2 separate regions of the Homo sapiens genome follow, and region 2 is linked to region 1. Evidence: chromatin loops called from intact Hi-C (ENCODE). Cell type or tissue: A673. All regions are shown on one strand. Links, peaks and the distances in the headings refer to the core of each region. The heading gives the core; the rest is flanking DNA. Region 1 overlaps DSCAM (DS cell adhesion molecule). Region 2 has its middle 14 kb from the start of LINC00323.

The links. A loop is a pair of places that touch in the nucleus more often than their neighbours do. Peaks named below come from ENCODE experiments on the same cell type or tissue, not always from the same donor. Only the 100,000 strongest peaks of a DNase experiment are listed, where the experiment ranks them.
Region 2: it touches region 1 in a loop (5-fold over the local background); 13 of 110 quality-filtered maps call a loop at or near these places.

The regions. Positions count from the first base shown.
Region 1 is chr21:40,142,480-40,145,396 of GRCh38, forward strand. It overlaps DSCAM (DS cell adhesion molecule), which reads right to left. Exons shown (of 33, transcript NM_001389.5): 17 at 2,012-2,252; 18 at 79-225. Among named protein-coding and RNA genes, the nearest start is that of MIR4760, 68 kb to the right of the region's middle. In A673, for the core only: a CTCF peak has its summit at 1,558 (motif pointing right); a DNase peak (open chromatin) is centred at 1,552.
Region 2 is chr21:41,132,613-41,135,529 of GRCh38, forward strand. No RefSeq gene overlaps it. Among named protein-coding and RNA genes, the nearest start is that of LINC00323, 14 kb to the right of the region's middle. In A673, for the core only: a CTCF peak has its summit at 1,505 (motif pointing left); no DNase peak of the experiment used is centred there.

The DNA of each region.
Region 1 (2,917 bases), core at 97-2,596:
TAGGAACTAGGAGGGGTCTGCAAATTCCATCATGCATTCTCTGGAGGCAAACCCAAAGTCCTAGTTTAGTCCTCTTACCTCCGTCCATGAGGTTGGCCCAGTAAATGACTCTGAACCCCTGGAGAATTCCATTCAAGGCTTCCTTGGAAAGTGTGGACCAGGATATTGATATGCTTTCTGGTGATGTTGCTATGGCTTGGACATTTTCGGGGGGGTAACTGGGCACTGAAATCAAATAATTAGAATCTGTAATAACTGTGGGTGGTTTATGAGCAAAGCAATAACCGAAAAAGCAACGTATTTTAATATTTCAATATGCAAGCAAAAAATTGCACTCAACCCCAAAATGAAAGAAAAAATAACAAAGATCACTTCCCTGGAAAAATCTTATGATAACTCAGTGCTCAGTAAAATATCATGAGTCAATGCATATATTCTAATGGATTCCATAGTCTCTCTTTCCAACTTAGTTTCTTTACTTTTAGGACAGTTGTTGGGACTTGAGTCGTGTACCCTTCTTAATTTTATTGCCTGAGTAGAAAATCATTGTTTGTCTGATTTATTTTCCCCTTACTCTTGGAAGTTACTTCTTTAAGTTGCATTTACTTTATAGAGTACGGTACCTCTGTATTTAGTAATATCTGGCATATAAATTGGAAGCTGAACCATTGTAAAGTGCTAAAAAGTAGAAACATAATCATAGATTTCTCCTGTCTCATCCTCATCCCTTTCTCTAGAGGGAAGAGAGACCATAGACAGGTCAGAAGAATATTGAAAATATTTTTAGTACTGAGCTTTTGTAAACCTTAAATGTTGGCGCTGGGGCGGTGCAAAATACTGGCTGAGACACGCATCTTAATGAAAAATGAGCATTGAAGCAAAAACAAAGGCATATTTAACGACTATTGCAATTATGAAGATAGACAATTCCAGTGTTCAGGCTGCAAGTCATTGAAGACTCCTCTCCTCGCAAAAATTGTCAGATATTACAGGTGCAAGTCCTATCTGCCTCCGCAAACCTGTGATCAAGGGCCGGGCGCGGTGGCTCACGCCTCTAATCCCAGCACTTTTGGAGGCCGAGGCGGGCAGATCACGAGGTCAGGAGATCGAGACCATCCTGGCTAACACGGTGAAAACCCGTCTCTACTAATAATACAAAAAATTAGCCAGGCGTGGTGGCGGGTGCCTGCAGTCCCAGCTACTCGGGAGGCTGAGGCAGGAGAATGGCGTGAACCCGGGAGGCGGAGCTTGCAGCGAGCCAAGATCGCGCCACTGCACTCCAGCCTGGGAGAGAGAGCCGGACTCCGTCTCAAAAAAAAATCTATGATCAAATGACTAACTGCACAAGAGGTAAATGTAGTGCCAGCTTCCTGCCTTCAAAGCTACCACTTATTGCTACAAATAACCCCATATCTTAACTTCCTGCCTAAAACACTGTGCCTCTGGATACCAGGGTTCTCTATTTTCAAGCACTACTGGAAATTTGAGCTTCTGGGTTATTCTCAGTGACATGGTGGAAGGGCTAATTAATTTATCTCGGCCGCTAGGGGGCGATCGATCACTGTGCAATCTGAAAATTCCTTTTCTCTGTACTCAGAATGCTTGAAAATAGGAAACAATGAAAAATAAAATAAATTTTAAAAAACCTTCTTAACATTTGGGAGAAAGTTTTTTAGCAAATAGCATTTCTGCATTCTCGTGAGACTTCTGCAGTAATAGAGAGAGCCTTGTTTTCACTCCAGAAAAGCCCAATTCTTGTACCTGAAATGAATGAGGAAGAGTCTGAAAAGGGAGGGACTTGCTGGCTTTGCAGTCCAGCCCTGCCCCAGGGCGGGCAGATCAGCGGGGTGGGCGAGGTCACGAGGGAAGGCTTTTCCACCCGAGACCCCAGGCCCTGCAGGTCACTGCAAAGTCGTGGGGCGGGGGAGTGCGAGGTTGGGGGAGCCCCGGGGCAGACCCGAGGGAACCTTTGCGGAGGGAAAAGCCACGACCAGGCCCCGGCCGAACCTACCATCCTCGAGAGTGGTGGTGATGATTTCCTGAGAAGAAGGCCCCGTGCCGGCCCGGTTACAGGCCTGCACCACCAGGCCGTACTGAGTGAACTTATTCAGGTTGTCCAGGGTGTAAACCTCACTGTCCCCGCTGGTGTCGACACTGATAATGTTGAATTGGAAGTTACCCCCAGTGCTGTACTCTCGGTAACCTATTTGGTAGCCACGGATAATCCCATTTTGCAAATGTTTCTTGGGAGCCTAAACAGGAGAGAAAAGAACACACTAAAGAAGTCTTGAGGTAGGACAAGAGCGAAATCAACGCCCACACCCACGTAGGAAAGCAGAAATAAAGTGGAGTCATCGCCACGATGCTGGGGCGGTGGTCCGGTAGCAGCCGCAAACCCACGTACAGTGCAACTTGGTCTGTGCCAGGCACCCTTCCTTTACCTGTGAATGCATCCGGCCCTCCCAGCCCCTCTGAGCCACTGGACCGTCAATGGACACAGGAGGTCACCTGAGTATGCATGGCAGGAGCGGAATCTGAACATGGGTGTTGGGCCCCAGAGCCTGCGCTCTCATTCTGTCCTTCATGATGTACTGGTTGACTTGTCTAACTGGCGAGAAAGTGTCAAAATACAGATCATGTTTGTGGCGTCTCCAGGTACGCTTACGACCGGGTGAGACTGACCCTCAGGCCTGCACCCAGCAAGAACTCTCGGGCTCGCTGCTGTGTGCCAGGCCTTGTTCCAGGCACCAGGGAATAGAATTGAGTTTGGAAATGTAAGAAGACAAAAGAAAAGACCCCCGTCCTCATGGAGCTTACATTCTAAGGAAATATCCCAGAATCACAGTGTTTCCAGGTTGAAAACTGGCATGGGAAGGTGAGTGCACACCCAATAGGAAGGTAATCTCTTTCATGAAGC
Region 2 (2,917 bases), core at 202-2,701, 990 kb after region 1:
CAACCCCACTGGGGACGTCTAGGAGGCTGCATACGTGGTACATGCCCCCAGGCTGTACTGGCAAGCAGGGAGGAGCTGGGTGTTTAGCCACTACCTCCCATCCACCGCTGAGGAAGGGCTGTTCTTGACACACAAATTTGCTGACATTTAGTGAGCCCCTGTTCTAACATGCAATCCTGTGGCAGGAGGAGGTGGCCCTGGGGAAGAAAATCAGGGGCAAGGGTCAATGCAGCCATCAGGCAATATGGGGGTTCAGGAGGCTTCCTGGATGTGCTGGTGCTTAAGCTAAGAGCCAGTTGCAAAGCTGGAGTCAGTTGGGCAAGGAGAATGAAGGAGTAGCGTATCCCTGGTAGGAACGGCACTAACCATATTCACCAAAACTGCTTATGTGTGTATTTTGTTCCCCGCGGGGAGTAAATTCCAATGATTAGGTCTTATTCATCTTTTTATAAACCTTCCTCAAGTGTTTGTTCCCTTTGGGCTGGGCCAGAAAAATCTAAGATAAAGAAGTGTGGGGCTAGGTACGGTGGCTCAAGCCTATAATCCCAGCACTTTGGGAGGCTGAGGCAGGTGGATCACCTGAAGTCAGGACTTTGAGACCAGCCTGATCAAGAACATGGTGAAAACCCATCTCTACTAAAAAAAAAATACAAAAATTAGCCAGGCATGGTGGTAGATGCCTGTAATCCCAGCTACTCGAGAGGCTGAGGCAGAAGAATTGCTTGAACCCAGAAGGCAGATGTTGCAGTGAGCTGAGATCTCACCACTGCACTCCAGCCTGTACAGAGCTAGATTCCATCTCAAAATAATAATAATAATAATAAAACAAAGAAATGTAGGACAAGATGTAAAGGCAACAACTGGTCTACCACCTGTCTAGCTTCAGGAAGAGATGGCCACCAAAAAAGAATGATCAAGATGAAACTCTTACCACCACAAAGAAAGTGTAAAAATTGCTGGGGGGTTACACAACTTTGAGTGGAAGAGGCCATGCAATTTGTTTTGAAAAAAAAAAGTACTATTATTTTACAAAACCAAATATATTGTTTAATTAAAATGTATAGAATGCATAACATTCTATAAGTGGAATCACATTATACATGCCAAATTTAAAAAAAAAATATCCACAATATGCTGTGGGAGCTATTTATACTCATAAACATAGCTCTAGAACGTTCTAGAATATCATATTGTATCAGATTTCTATGCATTCTTTTTAGCCTATCTATACCTTATGGTCTTTAAAGAAGGCTAATGCAAGTAAATACCTGCTTTCTTTTTTCTTCACTTCCTTGAATGTTTCTTGCGTTTTCTTTGAAATAAGAAGCCATTTTCCTCGAGCATTTATTCACACCATAGCCTATGCAACAATGCAAGACACCATGGTTTTGTGGGTCCAGGCCATTCCTTTATTTGGGGGGCCTTTGATGTCCCAGAGCAAGTTCTCACCAGAGCTGACCTCATTGTTTGGACACAGGATCCTGCCAGACCTACCTTATACTGACATCTGCTGGTCATCTCGAGGTCATCTTCAGTAATAGTTAAAATGGAGAAAGACTTTGAGTTGTTTCCCAGAGTATGCTGAAATTTTTCCCTCAGTTTTCAAGGCTTTAACCAAGACATGCAACAATTTTTCTGGGCAGCTATGTCTGTAATAGAATACATATCTGTTGGGTCTTGTTTTTCTCCATCTTATGTCATCTATTGCTGCTACTTGCAATTGGTTAGACCAGCTATCCTCACTCAACACTATCCCGGGAGCATTTGTGATGGAAAAAAAAAATGGGAAACTTACATAAACTGTTCCCCATTTTTTTGTTTGTTTTCACAAATTATCCTCAGATCCTGAGCTTAGGTCTTCCACAGAATGAATATAAGGGGGATGGGAGGACAGGGAGCATGGAGAAGCGACTTTGAGAAGAGCTTGTGTCCAATGCCAGCTCCTCACTCTCCATAACACTGTGTCACAGTGGCTCCAGCCACTCGTAAGAGCCAGTCCCATCACAGGAATTTCAGTGGCAGAAAACTAAAATGGTTATCCATCATTCTGGAAAATAGCTTAAAACTGAAAGGCAACCTTCCAGAACCCGAGTTCCTACAAAAAGAAACTCCTCCTAGAGAGTGAGCTTCTACTCCCCTTCCATCCGTGCCTGCCACTCCCCACTGGTGCACCCCTGCCCTTGCCCCTCACATGACACTGTGGTCCCAGAAAGCAATTAGACTCCCAGGTCCCGTGGAACTGGGTTCAAATCCCCTCTCCAAGCCTCATTTGTGTGAACATGAGTTAGTAATAAAACTTTTCTAAGACTCTCTTTCCTCAACTGTAAAATACATAAATTACGATAACAACACGGAATGGAAATGTGGTCGTGAGGACTGAGATGGAATCACTTTCCCCCTCAGCCTCGCAGCAGATGTCCAGCCTCTGCTCTCTCCCTTTTTTGGCTTAGTTTCCAAGTTTTATTCAAGAACTCATACAAAATATTCCGGATAAATGATGTCTAATCCTCATCTTCCTCCTCTTCTTTTTTTTTTTTGGTTAATTTGGAAGTAACATAATTTGTAAGTCTCTGTGCTGTTAGTAACGAGACACAATCAAACACAGAGATTGTTGCTCAAATATTTTTTGGTGAGATATTGCAAATACCATTTGGAAAAAAAGCACCTCCTCCTTCCTGCCTCGTTGGCCTGCTCCCTGTGAGAGCCTGGATCTTAAAAGCAATCTCCACCTTCTCCCACACCTGCAGTCAAGATGTTCCCCACTATGGCACTGAAGCCACTCTCAGCAAGCCCATCTGTGACCTATTGATGATTTTTACGTCCTCTTCTGGCTTGCCTTCTGAGGATTTCATCGCACCCACTTCCCTAGTTTTCCTTCTGCTCCACTCCAGGTCAGACCCCTTTACTAGATCTTCCT